2 separate regions of the Mus musculus genome follow, and region 2 is linked to region 1. Evidence: chromatin contacts called from ENCODE Hi-C or POLR2A ChIA-PET data. All regions are on one chromosome and are shown on one strand. Each heading gives the region's core, a stretch centred on a gene start or an enhancer-like site at or near the end of the contact. The rest is flanking DNA. Distances are from core to core; before and after follow the strand shown. Region 1 holds the start of Adgra2 (adhesion G protein-coupled receptor A2). Region 2 holds the start of Plpbp (pyridoxal phosphate binding protein).

What was found. A loop is a pair of places that touch in the nucleus more often than their neighbours do. ChIA-PET counts read pairs that join two places held with the same protein, here RNA polymerase II (POLR2A).
Region 2: a loop to region 1 is called in a map of heart, with 1.9 times the contacts of the local background. The contact joins the promoter of Plpbp here to the promoter of Adgra2 in region 1. A Hi-C loop is called at or near these places in 5 of 37 maps with a recorded cell type or tissue (heart and left cerebral cortex). POLR2A ChIA-PET finds 5 or more read pairs at or near these places in 4 of 5 experiments (Patski and embryonic stem cell).

What each region holds. Positions count from the first base shown.
Region 1 is chr8:27,084,205-27,088,123 of GRCm38, reverse strand. It overlaps Adgra2 (adhesion G protein-coupled receptor A2), which reads right to left and starts at 2,283. Exons shown (of 19, transcript NM_054044.2): 1 at 1,913-2,283. The coding sequence starts at 2,178. It overlaps Gm39151 (a long non-coding RNA gene), which reads left to right. Exons shown (of 3, transcript XR_870285.3): 3 at 1-1,855.
Region 2 is chr8:27,040,350-27,044,268 of GRCm38, reverse strand. Plpbp (pyridoxal phosphate binding protein) reads right to left here and starts at 1,714. Exons shown (of 8, transcript NM_054057.4): 1 at 1,556-1,714. The coding sequence starts at 1,654.

The DNA.
Region 1 (3,919 bases), core at 1,034-3,533:
TAACTTCAGAGACTGCTGGGTGGCGACCCATCAGGATCATAAATGTGGAAAATTGAGAAAAACATCTGGAGGGAGATTCAGATTCCATTACACTCCAGACTGGTGGGTGACTGGGCTCCCTTGTCCTTTCCAGGGTCCTGCCAGGCTGGGGACCAGTCTCTTTGGAAGGTACTGTAAGCCAGCTAGGTGAATGGCCCAGAGGAGAGAGGAGCCCTTCCTTAGGGAAGGGCTTAAGGCTGGAGCAGGAAGGGCTTAAGCCAAGTCTGCTGCTACTTTGCCACGATATGTTCTCACCAAGAACTGGTCCCGCTCCTCTGAGTGGCGTAGATGGGAATTAGCCGTGGCTGGAAAGCATTAGTGGCCAAATCAGTCTAAGATGTCCTGCAAAACCACTTTTCTATTTTTTCCCCCTCCCTTCCCTTCTGCCTTGACCATGTTAGGATTCCCTAATCCCCACCAACAGACACACAAGAGACAGCTCCCACACATGTGAGTTCGCTGAGCCTCTGGAACATGTGCCCATACACAAATCACCTCCACCCCCAGCCGAGCGAGCGAGCTATCACGGTGCAGCTGTGTGTCACAAACGCTGGCCAGCTATTTCTCACAGCAAAGCACTTTTTTTTTTTCCTCCCTCCTCCAGAACTAAGTAAGCTGGGGAATGCCCAAGTTTTTCAGCACCCTTAAACATCATGACACTCAGACCTACTGTGAACCGCCTTAGCAGCCACTAGGGCTGCAAGCCAGAGCTTGCATCGAGGTGGGAGAGAGAAGAGATCCAGTCTCCACTGCGAGGCACACAGCCCAGCTGGATGGAGAAAATGCAAGCCAGCCGGCCAACATCACAAGCTGACCAGTTGTGTCCTGTCAGGAAGCCAGCTGCCTCTGAACCCGCCACAGGACTTACTGTATTGTTCTGGGTACAATCATGAAACCAGCCCCAGCCCTGGGCGAGGGGTGGTTTGGAGAAAAGGTTCTCTCCAGGGTCAGGATGACAGGGAAGGGGAAGCGGCTTTTAGGCTAGATCCTGAACAGGAAAGCAAGGAGCCGCCGCCGGGGCACGACCCTTAAACCACGTCGCGTGGAACTTGGAGCATATGGTCAGCTCAGGAAACCGCTGGGGTGCGGGAAGCTCTCCGAGTGCGGTTGCCGGGACTTAAGACTCGGGTTAAAGAGCATAGGTGCTCGCGGGCCAGGAAAGCAAGGGTTTAATCAGGCCCCGATTTGAAGGGAGAACTATGGAAGGAGGCCGGGAGGCACGTGCCTCCCTTCAGTCAGGTTTTCCTACCAAATCGTTGAGTAATTAAGTTAATCGATAAACAGCCAAACTATATGCGCAATGGGAGAGAGCCCAAGAGGAGATGGGGCACGGGGTCAGATCAGAAGCGCCTGCATTCCAAGGACAGGCTTAGCGGTCTCAGGCTCCCCTGCCCAAGAAGCCGGGCTGGGAGCAGAGCTCAGCAGGCCCGGGGCGGGGCACCGCAGACTGGGTTATCCCAGTTAGAGGAACCAGGCTAGCTAGCTGAAACCAGCAGGCTCCCTGTCATGCGGGCTCCGAAGCCTCAAAGGTGGTGAGGACCACAGCCACCTAATGGGTCCCTGACACCGATCCCACTCTCACCCAGCTCAGGGCCTCGTAAGGCTGCAACACTAGCCAATCTGGGACAAGGGACACGGAGTGGTCCCTCCACCGTCCACACGCACTTCACCTGTGCAGGTGAGCAGGCTTCCGCGATGCCTCTCGCTCTGGGGCCATACCGGGGTTTCTCTGATCCTAGAACTTCGAGTTTCCCGGTTGTCGCCTGGACTCAGACTTTCCCCAGGCTCTCAAGTGGCAAGATCGTCGCCCCCCCCCCCCCCCCCACTTAAGTCCCACTAATTGACCATACCCGGCACAAACTAAGGTACTCACAAGGTGATGGTGCCGTTTGGCAGAAGGCCGGGATCTGGAGGTTCGGGGAGATCCCCACCGCCGCACACCACCCTCCTTCGAGCCGGGTTGTGGGCGCCGCCACTTAGTCCCTTGGGCCGCTCCCCAGAGCACTTGCAACCGCGGATAGGGACCGGGCAGCCAGGCGCACCCCGAGTTCCAGGAGCCAGGAGCAGAAGACAAGGCAGCAGCGGCAGCAGCAGCAAACGCGCGGGAGGCACCGGCATCCTGCGTCCCCCCGCGCCCATCAACCCATCGCCCCGCGGGGACCTACAGCGCAGGGGCCGGACGGCTCGCCGGCCGGAGGGACCCGGGCGTGCGGGAGGAGTGCTCAGCGGGAGTCCCGGGCGCCCGAGGGCGGGGCGGGGGGCCATGGGCGGAGGCAAGCCTCGGGGTCCCCGCTGCTGCGCTCCGGGGGCATGGCTTGCGAGCACCCGGGCCGGGAGGGACGCGGGCGCCGCTGACAGCGCAGCGCGGGTGGCCCCCGGCGGCGCGGCCGGAGTCTCAGCGCAGCGCTCCGAGCCGACGGAAGCTTGGTCCCTGCGCGTGGCCGGCTCGCCCTGCGCGCGGCTGAGACCTAGCGGATCGTGCCGGGCTCCTGTTGCTGCCGCCGCCGCTGCCGCAGCTCCGTGCCATGGATGGGGGCAGCTAGGCGCCGCTCAGCTCCCGCCGCCAGCCCCCGCCCGCCTCCATCACCGCCTCGTCACTCTGCGAGGCCCTAGCGCCGCCTGATACCCTGCCAGGCGGCTGCCCTCCTTCAAGTGCAAGCCTAGAAGACAGCTTGAGCAGACACCCACTCCTATACCCCATCACCTACCCTGAACCAAGACTGTTGTCCTGTCACGACTCTTTCTACTAGCCAGGACTTTCTCTCTCTACCGCCCAGCTCAGACTTGTAAGGCAACCATCACTTTCCACAAAAAAAAAACGCTCTCTCATCCAGCCTACACCCCTCTTTCTAGGACTTTCGTTGAAGTTCTGGTTTGGCCTGGGAAGTCTGGTGCTCCGGGTTAAGGGGTTGAACTTAGCTCAGGATCTAAGGTTTCTCTTTGGCCCCTGTCGCGATGAGCCGATCTATAAGTTGACTCTCACAGTCCTGTTCCCACCCCTCAGACTTGGATTGAAGCCACAGCAGGAGGGCACAAGACTGAGACAAGGAGGCCATAGATCTTACCCTGTGAGCATTGACCTTGCCCAGCGGGAGGTGCATGTCATTAGGCCAAGGAGAGGTCAAAGGTTAAGGCAGACACTGCCAAAGCTATCCTCCTGTTAACACTGTGTGTGTGTGTGTGTGTGTGTGTGTGTGTGTGTGTGTGTTGGGGCAGGGCAGTAAATGAGTAAGGGGAAAATAAGAGAAGGCCCAGGGATCTATATTAGGGTGTGGGCAGACTCTACCACCAGCCAGGGTATCGCAGTATAGGTTTCAGCCCCCCTCCATGTCTTTTATTAGCTGTTTGACTTGACACAGCATGTAACACCTAGGGGTGTGTAGTCTATTGAGCCTTGCTTGTAAACCGTGGCCAGAGAAGGAGGAAGAAGGGCCAGTCCTAGGTAGGATCTGGCTTTTGACCACTGGGGAGTCAAAGTGCCTATGGACATGACCTCAAAAAAGCAACAGTAACAATGACCAACAGCTAATGCCTGTGGGTGTTAGAGGTGCTGCAGTGCCAACTGAAAAGAAGGTTGGGGTTAGAGGACCCAGGATGCTGCCTCCCAGTTTCCCCAGAAACCATCACTTTTTTTTTTTTTAAATCACTCAGTAGAACCTTTATTGCTATGTAGCGGGAGAACTTCAGGATTGGGGCAGAACCCCTCCTGCTCATGACCCTCCTGTGCCAACAGAGTAACCCCACCTTGGTCCTACTGAGGTGCTCAGTGCCTTTTCTGCCACTGTGGCCTGTGAGCCAGATCTCCCATCTCCTTTCCAGGGAAGTAGCCTCTCTCAGGCCTGATGGCCCCAGCCGCCAGCTTCTTAGCTTTCTTCCCTCA
Region 2 (3,919 bases), core at 465-2,964, 43 kb after region 1:
AAACACATGTACTTGTACATGCATGCATATAACACACAGGCACTTGTACATACATGCACATAACACATATATATATACACACACTTATATATACATGCACATAACACACATGCACTTGTACATACATGCATATAACACATATTCACACATACTTGTACATACATAAATGTAACACACACACAAATTTTTTATCAAGGATACAGTAACAGTGGCATAAGGTCTGCTTAGCATTTGTGAGGTTCTGAGTTGTATCCTTAGCACCAAAAAAACCCATACAAACAAAGTAAAACAAAACCCAGCAGCATCCTTCATGAAGGGAAGGCAACATCCTGTTTAGCAGGGAGGTCACTTCTGGCTTCTGATACACGAAGGTAAATAGTTTAGAAACTCATTTTGGTCCTGATGTAATTATTAATAACGCTTCCACTCACCCTGGAAGAGGCTCAATTGAGATAAAGACATACACTGCCTTGTTCAGTCTATGAATCAACCAACAGTCAGCAGAGTTGACAACGAGACACCCACAACTCAGTGTTCAGGATTAGATTCACGCAAAGTCTCCTCACATCCATTACATAAAATGAAGGGTTTCCCTGCTTTCCTTACGTCTACCCCACCGTTTCTGAGACTGTCACAGAACCACAGTGCTCTCAAGGACTTGGAGACGTCACATCAATTACCACACGGTCTCCTGCTGCCTCCTTCTGAGGGACTGACTGTGTCTAATTCCTAGTGTGATGATGAACTAACTGGAGGCTTCCAGAGACAAATCGGTCAAGCAGGCCTAACTCCCGAGGCGGGCTGCATTAGGGAAATCCCGAGAACTCCGGTACCAGGAAGGTGGTAGGAACTCCCAAGGCTCTCTTAATTTCCTTCCCCTGTGAGGAACCCTAGCTAGGGCTAGAGTAGTTAACTGGACATGCCCAGACATCAGGTAAGAGAAGACTATGTTAATTCAGCCTTCGGTTTTCAGGCATCATTTTGAAATCTCAGACCATGAACACTAGATCAGAAAGGAAAGGTGTTTGATTTTTTTTTTTTTTCTGTCTCACTTCACATAACGTAGCTTAATTTGCATGGAGAAAAGCAGATACTGGCACCGGTCTAGAAGTCCAATGGGGGACATAACAACCATACGAAAATAACAAACGCTTGTGACAGGGCACCTGACAGCTCCCGCCCGCTCTGTGTGTGTCAAGTTCACGCGCAGCTAGACCACGGCTCGCGGCCGCCGCAACGCACGTGATCGCGGGTGGACACGGCCCTCCCAGGGCTCTAGTACCGTGGTGACGAATGGCGTGGTGGTACCGAGGGCAATGACGAATGGCGAGACGCCTGGATACGAGTCACTTGCCCTAAATGAACACCTTTCTCCAACCAAGCCAACCTCCCGGCAAGTCCCGATCCTCAAGGCCAGACCGACCGCCATGGAAACCCAGCGATCCCCTCTGCAGCCCCCGCCCCTCCGGGAGCCCCTTCTGCGTCACCGTGACACCTCGTCCCACGTAGGTGTCCCCCTTCCAGCCCTCCCCAGTGCCCTTCCGCCGGTCCTCACCCGCGGCCGCCGCGCCACACTCTGCTGGACTCGCTCGTTCACGGCCCGCAGCGCGAACCCGACTCCCAGCTCCGCCGTCATGCTGCCACCTCTCAACATTCCCAAGAGGATGCCCGGAGGACCCGCGACTCACCGAGCCCACCTTCCGGTCCCGCCCCCTTCCTGAGAGGTCCAATCGCCGCTCACCATCCAGCCACTTCCCCAGCGGAGGTTGGCCACCCAGGCGGGCGCCATCTTGGGGAAGGCGGAGGTTACCCGGACTGAAAGCCTCCTAGGGAGTTCAAGGGCTGGGCGGGCCGGTATAAACCAAGACATTAAAGTAACTTTCATTCATCCGTTCCGTTCCTTTCCTTTTTCCTTTCTTCTTTTCCTTTCCCTTCCCTCCCCTCTCCTTCCCATTTTTAAATTTCTTTCGAGACAGGGCTTCTCTGTGTCCTGGCTGTCCTGGAACTCATTCTCTAGATCAGGGTGGCCTTGAAATCCCAAGTGCTGGGTCTAAAGGCGTGTGCCACCACTGCCCAGCTATTATTTCTTTTTTAAAATATTTATTTTATGTGCGTTGATTTGTTTTGTCCTCATGTATGTATGTGCATGCACCGTCGTATCTGTGGTGCCATGGCCAGGAGAGTTTTGGATCTCGACCTGATGGTTGTGAGCCATCATGTGTGCTGGGGACAGAATTCTGGTCCTTTGCAAGAGCAACAGGTGCACTTGACTACTGATCCATCTCTCCAGCCCCCTTTTAATTTAAATATTTTTATTTATATTTTTGTTGTGTGGGTGTTTCCCCTGAACGTTAAGTCTGTGAACTGCCACAGAGGTCAGAGGAGGGCATAGAACTCTCTGGAACTGATGAGTGGATAGATGGGTGCTGGGTTCTGAACCTCTATAAGAGCAGTAAGTGCTCTCTCTCCATTCCCAGACTTTAGGAGTAATGATATTGAAGGTAAATGCCTCTTCATATACTGCTGTCACCACAGTGAAAAAAACCCCAAAACCTGAAAGGGCCCAGAAGGCTGTTACAGAGTGAGCCTAATGAGAAGCTGGCTGTGGAGCTGCAGTTGGGAAGTACTAGTCAGGAATAAGTGGGTCAAGTTTAAAGGGTTCGTGAAGGCTGGGATGGACGTGAAGTCAAAGAGATGCTCTGCTTCAAAAAATTGAAGGTGATAAGACAGGTCAGGGGTCAGAGGCGCTTGCTGTCCAAAGTCATATGGTGGAAGGAGAAAGCAGACTCCTGCAGATCTCCACATGAATGCCAGGGTGTCTGAGCATGTGCGCATGCACAAGGATGTATACATACATATGTACACAGATGTAAAAATGAGACCTATAAATACTACAGATTTAGGGTGGGGCCTCTATCTATCTATCTATCTATCTATCTATCTATCTATCTATCTATCTACCTACCTACCTACCTACCTACCTACCTACCTATCTGCACATATACATAAACACACACAGAACCTACTACTACTGTTTTGCTAAATGGACATGGCAGCAAACTGTCTTCAGAATATTTATATCCACAGGTTAGTGCTGACCTCAGCCTTGGATAAAGAAGCTGTTTGTGTTACAATGGATAATGATTAACAGAGTCACAACTGGTCAAAGTGCTCAAAATAAATGACTATTGAACCCTATCAGAGCATCTGTGCTACCTCCTTCAAGGTTCAAAGAACCTCTTGGAAGAGGGGGGGGATATGGAAAAAAACAAAACAAAACTAAGAGCCAGAGGGTAGTAGGGAGGTGTAGTGTGAACTGCTATATCTCCTGTGCCCATTACCAACGGCGACAGCTGTGGTCACCTGTGCAGGACTGGGGCTGTGAATGAGGCGGGAGCTCCTGAGGATCGTGGGACAGCTGTGCTTACTGAGGAAGGGGAGCCATATTTCTCAGTGGTGTTGCTACTAGAAAGTTGCCCTTGCCTAAATAACTCACAGCTCAGGCTTATGCAAGCAACCCTACTTAAAAGAAAAATAAAACGTAGGGGAACAGGATGATGTGCCAGAGGGGTGATATCTAGGGAAGGCTGCCCCCTTTTCATAGGAAGGGGGAAGGAAGAATGGAGGGAGGAGCTGTGTGTGTGTGTGTGTGGGGGGCCTGGGAAGAGAGAAGGGGCTGATATTGGAATATAAAGTGAATAGATAAATAGTAAAGAAAAATAACATAATTCATTAAGTAAACTCAGTTTTAGTGAATTTTTTTTTTTAAGTAAGAAGGGGGCTTGATGGGAAGAAAAGTTTGATGGGAGGGTAAGGGATTAAGATGCTAATGTGTGTGTGGGGGTTATGGTCAAAGTGCAAATTGTGAAAGAACCATTTTCAAAAAGAAAGGAAGCACAGTGTAAGAAAAACATAAGAA